Linked DNA regions of Mus musculus: region 2 is linked to region 1. Evidence: chromatin loops called from intact Hi-C (ENCODE). Cell type or tissue: heart. All regions are shown on one strand. Links, peaks and the distances in the headings refer to the core of each region. The heading gives the core; the rest is flanking DNA.

Region 1 (6,189 bases), core at 693-5,692:
CAAGCCCAATCCTGGCGTTGGCTATTAACCCTGCAGGAGCTCAGCGGGTAAAGGTATCTCTGTCATAAGCCTGCCCCCCTGAGTTAGATCCCACATGAGCTGGATGTGATCGTGCATACCTGTAATTCCAGCATGCCTACAGTGAGACCGAGGGTCGCTCAGAAGATTTTAGGCCCAGCTAGTGTGTAGAGCAGAGGCAGAAATACAAGAGAGACCTTGACTCAAAAATAAGGTAGGAGATGAAAACTAACTCCCACAAGTTGTTTGCTGACTGCCATAGAAGAATGGAAATAAAGGTAGGAAGGAAGGAGGGAGGGAGGGAGGGAGGGAGGGAGGGAGGGAGGGAGGGAGGGAGGGAGGGAGGGAGGGAGGAAAGAAAAGGTATTCTATGAGAAACACCATAGATAAGATTGGATTTAACCACAGCCAGTACACTATACTTTATTCTCCTCATGCATTGAGAAAAGACCCCTATCAATTAAAACGAAATAAATGTGCATATAACGCTTATCTGGTGTCAAGGAATAGTCCCTTAATTAGAAATGGTACTCACAGAAGGCTCATGCCTGTTTCCAGTATCTGACTCAGCTACCACCTAAATTTACTCTTACCCTGGAGGTTCGGAATAGCACCGTTCTTGTTGCAACCTCAAGAATCACATCCACCAGGTTTGGCTACTGCAGCTGCCTCACCGTTTCCCTGAAACACTATGAGCAAAGCTGTATGCAGTGGAACACACCTGTAACTTTTTTTTATTTAAGTTTTATTGCACTATGATGAGAAAAGATACATAATTTCAATTTATCTGAAATTGTTAATATTTAAAAGTATATTTGAGTAAATAGATTTACATCACATTCTTCTTTCCCTTTTGTACCCCAACTCCTCCCAGAGACTCCCCTTCAATACCTATCATACCTTTTGTTATTTTAATCATAATCTTTAAATTTTATAAAATATTATAACAATAAAAATGAGTATTATAAAAGTTGTTTGATATAAAACAATCAATTGAACAGTCTTATGTAGATGCTTGTCTATAGAAATACTAAAAATACAGATGTTTTTCTCAATATAAATTTTAAATAATTCCAAATATATTAACCATATGATATTTTAATATACTATATCACTATTAGTTTTTTAATGAAAATAAATAGATAAAGCCTTTTTGTTGTTTGTTTGGTTTGGTTTGTTTTTAGCAGAGCTTAAAATCTTGGCTTACTGTGGTACAAACCCAAAATAAGAACAATTTTTGGACATTGGAGTTCATTGTAATAAGGCTGTATTTCAATGCCCCTCACATCACCAAAGGATTTTACCTCCTTAGTAGCTAAGCTAAGAGTTGACAATTCTGCTGCACCAAGGAATGAATTGTAGGCATGATTTTTGGGTACAGATTTCCTGCTATGGTCAAAGCTATTTAACTTGAGTGATTGTCTTCATTCTTGGCCCACAGGGAACAGGTTACACTCATTTAAGAAATGGTATGTGTATTAAGATGGTCTATCCAATGAAGTCGTTCATCAACTGTTTCAATGAAGAATGGCTCTGCTTCGAGGGTGGCACAGACATTAGGTGAGGGTAAGATTCTGGTTCCTTGGCTGTGATGATTTTGAACAGGATTCATCTCAGAATAAGAGTAACTTATAAAGTCCTCTTCTTCAAAATTGATACAATAATTATAAATACCAAGCAAAGCCTTCAGTCTCACTCCTTGCTGTTCTCTTACAGGCCACCTCCCAAATTAATTGTCTATATTTCTTTTGGCTGTGTAAATAATTTTTAAATAAGTAAGCTGTTCTGAAAACCATAGTATAAAAACATCAAATAAACCATTGTACTAATAGAGAGGCTGGGATAGGAGAAGCATGATTTCAAGACCATTATGTGGCACACAGCAAGACACTGTCACATACAAACAAGCAGAAAGTGTATATGGATTGTACAACATTGGACCTATTTCTCCAATTACCAAATTAAAGAGACCACTGGATGGTGGCCAACAAATTTCTAATTCCTCGTATTTTTGAATTTCAATTGATTAGGGTGTGTTGGTAATATTAATTTTCATATTAAGAGATATTAAGGAAAAGTTATTGTTACTTCCTGTTATTTTTGTTAGAGGTGGAATTATGTTTGTGTGGGTTTGTTGAAAGATTACTTTCTTCTTCTAGGGTGTAGATTCACTCCTTGAGTTGATGTTTCCCATCTATTACCCTTTGTAGGACTGGATTTGTGGAAAGATATTGTGTAAATTTGGTTTTGTCATGGAATATCTTGTTTTCTCCATCTATGGTGATTGAGGGTTTTGCTGGGTATAGTAGCCTGGGCTGGCATTTGTGTTCTCTTAGGGTCTGTATAACATCTGCCCAGAATCTTCTAGCTTTCATAGTCTCTGGTGAAAAGCCTGATATAATCCTGATAGGTCTGCCTTTATACATTACTTGACCTTTTTCTCTTACTGCTTTTAAAATTCTCTTTGTTTAGTGCATTTGGTGTTTTGATTATGTGACAGGAGGAATTTCTTTTCTGGTCCAGTCTATTTGGAGTTCTATAAGCTTCTTATATGTTCATGGGCATCTCTTTCTTTAGGTTAGGGAAGTTTTCTTTAATTTTGTTGAAGATATTTACTGGCCCTTTAAGTTGGGAATCTCCACTCTCTTCTATACATATTATCCTTAGGTTTGGTCTTCTCATTGTGTCTTGGATTTCCTGGATGTTTTGAGTTAGGAGCTTTTTGCTTTTTGCATTTTCTTTCACTGTTGTATCAATGTTTTCTTCTGCACCTGAGATTCTCTCTTCTATCTCTTGTATCCTGTTGGTGATGCTTGCATCTATGACTCCTGATCTCTTTCCTAGGTTTTCTAACTCCAGGGTTGTCTCCCTTTGTGATTTCTTTATTGTTTCTAGCTTCATTTTTAGATTCTGGATGGTTTTGTTCCTTTCCTTTTCCTGTTTGATTGTGTTTTCCTGTAATTCTTTAAGGGACTTTTGTGTTTCCTCTTTAAGGTCTTCTAGCTGTTTATCTGTGTTCTCCTGCATTTCTTTAAGGGAGTTATTTACGTCCTACTTAAATTCTTCTATCATCATCATGAGAAGTGATTTTAGATCTGAATCTTGCTTTTCCAGTGTGTTAGGGTATCCAGGACTTGCTATAGTGGGAAAATTGGGTTCTGATGATGCCAAGTAACCTTGGTTTCTGTTTGCTTATGTTCTTATGCTTGCCTCCCACCATCTGGTTATCTCTTGTGCTACCTGCCCTGGCTATGTCTGACTGGAGCCTGTCCTTCCTTTGATACTGGTTGACTCTTTAGAGTCAATCTGTCTCTGTGATCCTATGATTCTGGGATCTTGTGATCCTGAGATCCTGGGTACGTCAGAGCTCCTAGGAGTCAATCTGCCTCTGGGACCCTGAGATCCTGGTGTAAGCAAGGTCCTCAGATCCTGAGATCCTATGATCCTGGGCATGTTAGAGAGCCTGGAAGTGGAGCTGCCTCTGGGTGTTGTGGGGCTGGCTGCACAGTTTACACCTAAGATCTGCTCGGGGCACTGGCCCAGACAAACTGGAAGGAACCCAAGCCACTGGTCTGGCAGAGTTCCTGCATGCCTGGGTAGAGCTGGTCCCAGTTACGCCCAGTGTTGGAACAGATGTTGTGTCCTCCTCACTTCTAATCCTATGATCCTGGGCGTGTTAGAGTATCTGGGAGTAGAGCTGCCTCTAGGTGTTGTCAGCTGCTTACTTTTAAAGAATTCACAATGCAAAAGCGGTTGGATCTCTGTGAGTTCAAGGCCAGCCTTGTCTACATAGCTAGCTCCAAACCAGCCAAAGCTGCATGGTAAGACCCCATTACAAAACCCAAAACAACTTTTAGGGGAATGAAAACTTGAACATGCTAGTGCTTCTGAATAAAATGCCTTTTTAAATTTTTTATTTATTTATTTATTGCTGCTGGACATGCTTTCAATGTTTTCTCTAACATTTCTGCCTCTCTCTGAATCCACACAGTAACCCAGACAGGCGTGGCTCATCCATGCTTCTGGCTCCACCTCGTCTGAGAAGATTTCCCACCTTCTGACTCATTAGCTAATGTATCCATCTCATCCAGGACTTTGAACTTCTGAGGATAAAAACAGGTAAGCTCTGCTTATCTCTATAGTGCTAGGCAAATCCACAATCAATGTTTAAAAAGCAATCTAAGAAATGAATGAAAAACAAACAAAAGAGCTGGCTTGCCACAACATTAAGCAGCCCATAGTTCAAGCTGCTACCTTGGTCTGTCACTTAAGGCAGTAGGCATAACTGCCTCATCTACTTTGTATTTCCTTAGACCTTACACATAAAATGGTGTATCATCAATGTTCATGTTGCTCTCAGATAACTCAGATCAGTAACTCTGCTTTTAAGACTCCCTACTTCCCTGGATCTTTTTATTTTTCTATCAAGAGACTATATTTTGTGTTAAAACATCTCAGGTTACACAAGAATGCTCTTTCTTATTTTTACAGTAACTGTTCGTTTTGCATCTGCTGAAATGGAATGACTTCACTAGAGACCTGAAGTAGTCTGGTGAGGTGGGCTCTGCCCTCTGCAGCACACATGGCTTGTCTTCTAGACTCCAGCTAGCCCCACCACACTGTTACTGCTGTTCTTGGTGGTCTTGCCATAGTACTCCAATCTCCCAAAAGGGTGGAGTACCTTGTTGCATCTAGGTCGCACCTTCACCAGTGGCTTTTTCTGGCCTCCCACAATGCCAAGCTTCAGTTGTTCTCCATGACTCCTTCATGCCTTCAAAACCAGCACCACCTGGGTGACTCTTATTCTACCAAGTTTGCTGCCAACATGAGCTACAACCTTGGGCACTTCTGGAGCACAGCTTCTGCATACTGATCCCAAGGAAACACTTCCCAGATCTCACTTCAAGGATCCTGGTCTCTTCTTAATCACAACTTATTCTTCCTCCCCAGCTGACAACCAGCATCCATTGTTCCAGCAAAGAAAAGGTTTTACTTCAGTGATTCTGGCTCCAGGTGACCAGACACAACAAACACGTCACACAAAAAGGCCCAGTAGGGTCTTTGCTTTCCTCTGAAACTTCCCAAGCCAGGCCTCCAGCAGCAGCAGCAGCGCTCTCATCAGTGACCTCAGAACGGCTTGCTTACTGGAACCTGAGCACAATGGGACTGCACTGGTTCTAATAGGCAAGTGCTGCACTTTGGATTTTAACTGTCTCCCACTAGCTAAAAGGCTCACGTGTTAGCAGTTTACTTTTCCCTGGTGCTATTAGAATTGTTAACAGAGTCCATGACTTCTAGGACAATACTATAGCCTCAATCAAGATTATAATAGTTAAATTTGTTGAAACTGCTATGGGGGAAAACAATCTCTGAGGCAAACTTGAGATTACTAACAATGGGTGGTGAGGGAAGGATTTTTTTTTAATATTTAAAAATCCTTTCAAATTTTAGAATTGTTTTCCCTGTTATCTCTTCCCAGAGACAAAAACCTTAAGACAACCTTGAATATCTTCACAAGAAAACCAAGAGCTCTTCTGCTCCACCAAGATTAGGCTGTTAAGGCAACCTCAAACTATTCCTTGAATGTCTGCATAACCAGGTTACAGACACCAAAAGGCAATTTGCCATATCATAACAAGAGGACTGTCACAGTGATACATTTGGGGGAAAAGGAGTCACCGAATCAGGCTTACTGGGAACCTATCTTCCAGGGATTGAAGTCAGAGACAAATGAGTAGGGGAACCAAGATGAACGTTTCTTCATAAAATGGAGTTTCTTCGGCCATCACAGAATGCAATGAAAACCTTAAGAGGTGGTGCCTAGTTGGAGCAAATTGGGTGATTAGAAGCATGTCCTTGAAGGGACTACTAGGGCCTCATTCCCCTCCTTTCCCTGTCTTTGCTAAAATGAGATGACCAGCTTCCCTTTTTAGCTCCTATCAGAATAGTACGCCTCCCCACAGGCCTAAACCATGGGGTGACACCTACAAAGCTGTAAGCTAAAAGAAACTTTCTTCTTTTCAAATGATTAGCTCAAGTCTTTTATTATAGTAACTGAAAGCTAGCTAAGAAAATCATGTCTTCTGAGGCTAACACTATGCTTAAGATCTAAAGCCAAACCTTCAGATATAAAAGTGAAACTATTACCAAGATCTCACACTGGCCTCCTTT
Region 2 (6,189 bases), core at 395-5,394, 88 kb after region 1:
GATGACCAAGCATTCAAGTAATTCAGCCATGGGGGCTATTCCTATTCAAACCACCACACCAGGCTAGATAGAGAATATGCAACACATCTTTCTGTAAGGCCATCTTTCTTTTCTTTTTGGGTGTTTTCCTCAAAAGAAATGGGGGCGGGGGGAGGAACCAGGACTGGACCAGTTACTAACATCACAAGCCTATGATTGATTTTACAGGAGGTTAATTTGCTGAGCTTATCTCTCTTATTTGGTGAATGTACAAGGTTGTCATAGGGTTCCGATTGATTAATGAATTGGATGAACAAATAAGCAAAGTCCAATCTGAAGAGAAGCCTGTAGAGTGTCTGAACATGGTTGACTAGAGCAGTGTGGTTAAGGAAGGGGTGATGGAGTGGTGTGGATTAAAAGAGCCAAGGTCATCTTGAGCTATCTTTAGTCTCTTTTAATAGAGATTTACTATCAACCTCTATATTTGACCTCACATTCTTTTGACTGCTATAAGTCCTGGAAGCTATTTGACTATAAATCTGTTCACTGTCTTACAAAGCAAAACGGAAATGTGGTTCTGAATCACGGCAGGTCTTTGCTTAAGATGATAGTTAAACAGTAAGTGGCAATGTCACAATGTTAATGTGAAGCCTCACTGTGCCAATCTGAACTTACAACTCTGTTTTAAAGAAAATGAGAAAATTGTTTATTTTGAGCAAATAATATGTGTGACCAAGGCCTTGGGAACACATATTCGAGTTATCCTGAGTGGCACGTCCCATATGGAAGAGCCTTTGTGACATTTTATAGTCATGGAACAAATTAAAGTCATAAATCAGTGTGCTTACAAAGTAGATGGAAAGTGGCCTTTAGGAAGTTGGCTATAGCTGATTGGGGGAAAAAATCTCTTTTGCAGGATTAAGAATTAATGTTGGAGCTGGAGATGTAGCTTAGTTAGTTAAAGTATTTCTCTAACTAAAGGAAGTCCTTACTTACATTCCCAGGCCCACAGAAGCTGGCCACGACCTGTAATCCCACTACTTCAGAGGTAGAGGCAGAAAGAATCAGTAGTTCAAAGACGTTCTCGGCTATGAAGCAACTTCAAGGTCAGCATGAGGTACAAGAGACCCTGCCTTAAGAGAAAAAATATATATGTATATATGTCATTAGGATTTGAAATGTCAGGATGATAAATTCCAGGAGTTTTTATCAAGAGGATGTGAGGTCAGATATAGAGGTTCGTAGTCAGGAGCTATTAAAAGACTAGAGATAGCCCAAGATGACCTTGGCTCTTGATTTGCAACATTCCATCACCCCATAATCACAATGTTCTACTCAGCCAAGGTCAAACAGTCCATGGGTCCTTCAGTGTAGATGGGGCTTCAGAGAGCTTCAGTTTGTAAATGACATCTTCCAGAAAGGACCATCACAGGGGAGTATAAAAATCATGAATTCTGCCAATGGCAGATCCAAGATATTTGGAGGAAAAAAAAACAAAAATCTGTGTCCATATTGGATATATATAGATAATCTTATTAATATTCCCAACCACTGGGGTCTGACAAATATTATATAATATATTATATAGTTGTATTGTGCGAGGTAATTTAAACAGCCTAAGGATGATTCCAAACTCATGGGAACATGTGTATAAGCCATAGGCAAATACCATGCCATTTTCTACCATAAGACATTGTGGTATGTCAAGGAACCTGGAAGCATTTCCTCGTGTTCAGTGAGGGGTGGCTGTCTCCTCCTTTGTGCCACTCCACCATTTATTGCTCCATGTTCTTCTCTTGGGCAGCTCTTTCCCAAGGCCTGTTGGTAATACAAATGATAATGAGGAGTAAGCAAGTCCCATCCACTTAACAGGCTTCCGTAGTGCCTGTCACTGCAAGCCAGCAGGGTGGGGAATTGTGAGAAGCATGTTCCGCCTGAAGAGCTGACACACTACCAAACCCTCCTAACTGCACAAGGAATAAGGCAGCAGGACAAATCTCAAGTGGGGAAAAGGAAATACAAAATATTTATGGGGGGGGGGGAGGCTGGAGAGATGGCTCAGCGGTTAAGAGCACTGACTGCCCTTCCAGAGGTCCTGAGTTCAAATCCCAGCAACCACATGGTGGCTCACAACCATCTGTAATGAGATCTGATGCCCTCCCTCTTTTGGTGTGTCTGAGAACAGCTATAGTGTGCTGACACAGGGAATTTTCTACATGTACATTTGTAGGAACAGTGTGAACTGTCAGAGGAGGAAAACGGGCACTTTGTGAATGGTCCTCCTGGCCATCTACTCCCCTCAACAGTGAGTGCATCCTGTTGTGATCCAAGGATCTATCCTGACCACCCAGAGGGCAGGGGAGAGGCCTGCTGGGGCTCACCGAGAGGGCATCTCCATCAGACTGGGATTCTCAGAGCATCCCTCCTGGGAGCTTTATTAGGTGTTGATGTCCCTAATAAAGGACAGTAAAGGACAACAGGGACAACAGGGACCAGCAAGGTTCTTCTGCTGGATCTGTGTGTATGACTGTTGACATTCATCTCACCAGACACAAAGTGACAGATTGTGTGACCTTTCACTTGACAACATCCCAGCTTTTGTTCATCTGTAAAGTTAGTGGTTATAGTAGCATGGCAAACAGCTCATTTTGGTTGTTTGTTTTTAAGTTCTCTTTCCCTCATTTCCTCATTACGGTATGCAGGAAGTGCATAACAACGGCTGGCATGTTTTAGTTACTGCTTTCATTTGATTCATCCAGAGGATGAATTCGGAGGATCTCCACATCTCTGGTCATGAGTGGGAGAGGCAACCGTGCTTCCTTTCACAGAGTACATGGGGTGGGGGTGGGGGTGTGCAGGGTGTGGGCGGGGAGATAATGCCAGAACTGAGGCTGAAAGAGATGAGACCAGTACACAAAGAAGAGCTTTGTGGGCCTGCCAAGGCTATGGGTAGCATCCTAAACTGTTCGTGCCTCTGTGGGTCCTTCAGATGGAGAGTGGTGCCGTCTAACCTCGAGTTCAGAAGGACTGCTCTGGCAGCAATACAAAGGACGGCTAAGGGAAAGAGAATGGCGAGACCATAGCAGATATTTAAAATACTGGAAACTCGGTGGCCAGCCAGCCTAGCCAAAAGCAGAGAGACCATCTCTCATGCCGATAAGCTGGAGAAGCAGAGAGGAAGGTGCCTGGCCTTGTCCTGCTCTGGCCTTCCCGTGTGTGTGTACAGGCACACATCTCCATAGTCACCTGCAAGCACCAAATCCCCACACCCCACCCATCCTCATCAGCACAGCAGCGTGGAAGGAGGGAAGGAGGAGGGAAAGAAGAGAAGGAGGGAGGTAAGGAGGTGGGCGGGGGAGAGGCAGAAGTTACACTTTCTGAGTTAGAAGTCAGAAAGGCAGCAGGCTTAGCAATGATGCTCTGTAGGCAACTATGTGGAGAGTGTGGCTTCTGGGGTGTCTAATGATATGCTTCATTAAAGGGCACCTATCCCTCTCATTTTTCAGACACGTTTCCAGGTGTATCATGTTTCTGGGAGTTAGGACTGTTTGAGGGGCTTTTTTTCAGACCAGGTGATTGGCAGAACCATTTTTGATTGATTTAAGGGAAGAGACAATAGAAAATCTCTATGATCTTAGAGCCTTTTGGGTAGTTTGGAATGTTATGCTTTTAGCCAGGGTCAAAGGTACAACTCAAATTCCGTTCTTCTGACTAAACATCATATAATAGTATAGATTCAAAAAGCAGATAAAAAGAAAAGAAAATAAAAAAAAACTTAGACCGGGGTATGGTGGTGCCCACCTTTAGTCCTAATAATAAGGTGGCAGAAACAGTTGGATCTCTGTGTTCAAGGCTAGCCTAGTCTGCATAGAGAGTTCCTGGCCGGCTAAGGTGCATAGTAAGATCCTATTACAAAAATAAATGAATGAGTAAATAAAAGTAAACTACTACCGTAGTTGTGCTGGTTAGTTCTTGCCAACTTAACACAAACGAGAATCACCTGAGAAGAGGTTCCTCACGTGAGCAGGCTGGACTGTGCGCACACATGTGGGACATTTTTCTGACTGGTGATTGATGTGAGAGAGCCCAGCCCACTGTAGGCGGTGTCACCCATGGGCAGGTGGGCCTGGGTGACATAAGACAAACAAGGCAGTAAACAGCACTCCTCTGTGTCCTCTCCATCAGATTTTGGTCTGGGGTTTCTGCCCTGACTTTGCTCAGTGATACACTGTCAACTGGAAGAAGCAGCAAATCCTTTCCTCTCCATGTTGTGCTGTGGTCATTGTGTTTATTACAATAAATCAAAAAAGAGAAAAAGACAAGAAAACAAAGTAAAGCAGGCTATGCTTTTGCCAAGAAAACAGCCCTCCCAAAATGCACTTCACCCAAATACTGCCCTCTCCCTTCTGTGTGGTAATTGCGACAATGCCTCCCTCCTTGCGCATGGTATTTCAGATTCTAAGGGATGGGGTAATGTGTCATACTTTTCCTTCCTCAACGCTAGTGTTACCAGGCACGCATGTGGTCGCTTCCTCAACGGCTGACTAGCTACCCTGAGAGGGCAGAAAGAAGGCCACAGGAGTAGGGAAGGCTTATGCCAGTGCTTCTGGCTTGGTTGACTCAAATTGTCCTTCTAGGAAGAACAATGTCCCCAGAACTGCCATTTTGGGGAAAGGGAGCCTTTGGATCTGACACTTGAGGCCACAGGCCCAGATGACAAGTCTCAGAGATAGTTTTTCGGGTCTGGAAAGCTAGTGGAAAATGGACACATGACAACTGTCACACAGACCAAAAGAACCCCACAGATGTTTGAAGTTTGGAGCTGAAGATGAGGGTGACTAAAGCTATTTGGTCCTCTATCAAGAGCATTGGTGTCCATGAACAGGAATGCCCTCCCCAAGGGATACAAAATCAAGATAGTCACAGCCTGTACTCAAGTCAGGGTGGGACGGAACAAGATATTGAAGAAGCAACAAACAAAAACTTGAACGTTCACCATACCCTAAGGATAGAACAGAACTGATGAGTTGGTTAGTCTTCCGTGGAAAACTGTGGATCCATGTGTTGCTGTTGTGCACGTCTGTTCCCAGCATTCTAGAAGCTAATGCAAGACTCAGTTCGAGGCCATCCTGAGCTACACAGTGAGACCCTGTCTCAAAAAAACCCCAAAACAAGAAACATCCACCAAATACAAAACTCTGTACTTAAGATTATTACAGGGCTGGAGAGATGGCTCAGTGGTTAAGAGCACTGACTGCTCTTCCAGAGGTCCTGAGTTCAATTCCCAGCAACCACATGGTGGCTCATAATCATCTGTGGTGAGATCTGATGCCCTCTTCTGGAGTGTCTGAAGATAGCTACAATGTACTCTTATAAATAAAATAAAAAAATCTTTTTTTAAAAAATTATTATATAACAAAGGGTAATTTATTTTACCATAGGAAGAAAACTTGATGTTTTAAGACTAGAAGAAAGAAAAACAAATGTCTGAGACTGAGAGACCCTTTAGACCTGGATCAGCTCTTAGAGAAGTTAACTAGCTAGGAGGAGGGGAGACTGGGTATAGCATCAGAGGTGGGGAAAGGTGTGAGTTCAGCAACCATGAACTTTCCAGGGGAGACAGGGTGGGACTGTGGATAGCTGCGTGCTTCCTAGAGAGTTCACTCAGCCCTTTGAGTGACAGGTGCTCAGTCAGCGCCAGTGTGCCAAATGAGGAAACAAGGTGAACAGGACAAAAAGGCCAACATAACTTGAGAGCACTCAGTTTAGCCCGGAGACAGACAACAAATGACCCCACAATATAGTTCTGGAATGTTCTGGTGTTACATGACTGGTGGTCATGTCCCACCAAAGTTTTCTAGGTTTTTGTCTTCTTATTAAAACGTTCTAATAAAGGAACTCAGGGATAATAAAGGAACAACAAGGAAATAGCATTCAGATTTCTCCCTAAAAGTTCACTTACGGGACAGTTTGCCCTATTCAACATGTGCCCCAAACTAGCTCAGGCCAGATTGCCTCCCTACCCTCATACCTAGACATAACTGGAGTATGACTGAATAGAAATTGTTTGATGGTTGTTCAGGAGAGAAGGAACTTAACTCCATTGTCTGGAGAGAGTGGTATGTGCAGCTCAGGGAAGGTGGGGTCCTAGGTTGTCAAGTGCATTGTTTGGAGGGTGGTGTGTGCACATAGTATGTGCAGTACCAGGCT

What was found. Hi-C counts contacts between places; a loop is a spot of excess contacts. Peaks named below come from ENCODE experiments on the same cell type or tissue, not always from the same donor. Only the 100,000 strongest peaks of a DNase experiment are listed, where the experiment ranks them.
Region 2: it touches region 1 in a loop (2.2-fold over the local background); 2 of 42 quality-filtered maps call a loop at or near these places.

Annotation. Positions count from the first base shown.
Region 1 is chr9:88,256,188-88,262,376 of GRCm38, forward strand. It overlaps Gm28231 (a long non-coding RNA gene), which reads left to right and starts at 3,700. Exons shown (of 3, transcript XR_379685.2): 1 at 3,700-3,839; 2 at 4,010-4,137; 3 at 4,510-6,189. In heart, for the core only: no CTCF peak of the experiment used is centred there; a DNase peak (open chromatin) is centred at 3,594.
Region 2 is chr9:88,344,322-88,350,510 of GRCm38, forward strand. The region is part of intron 1 of Nt5e (5' nucleotidase, ecto); the gene reads left to right. Among named protein-coding and RNA genes, the nearest start is that of Nt5e, 20 kb to the left of the region's middle. In heart, for the core only: no CTCF peak of the experiment used is centred there; no DNase peak of the experiment used is centred there.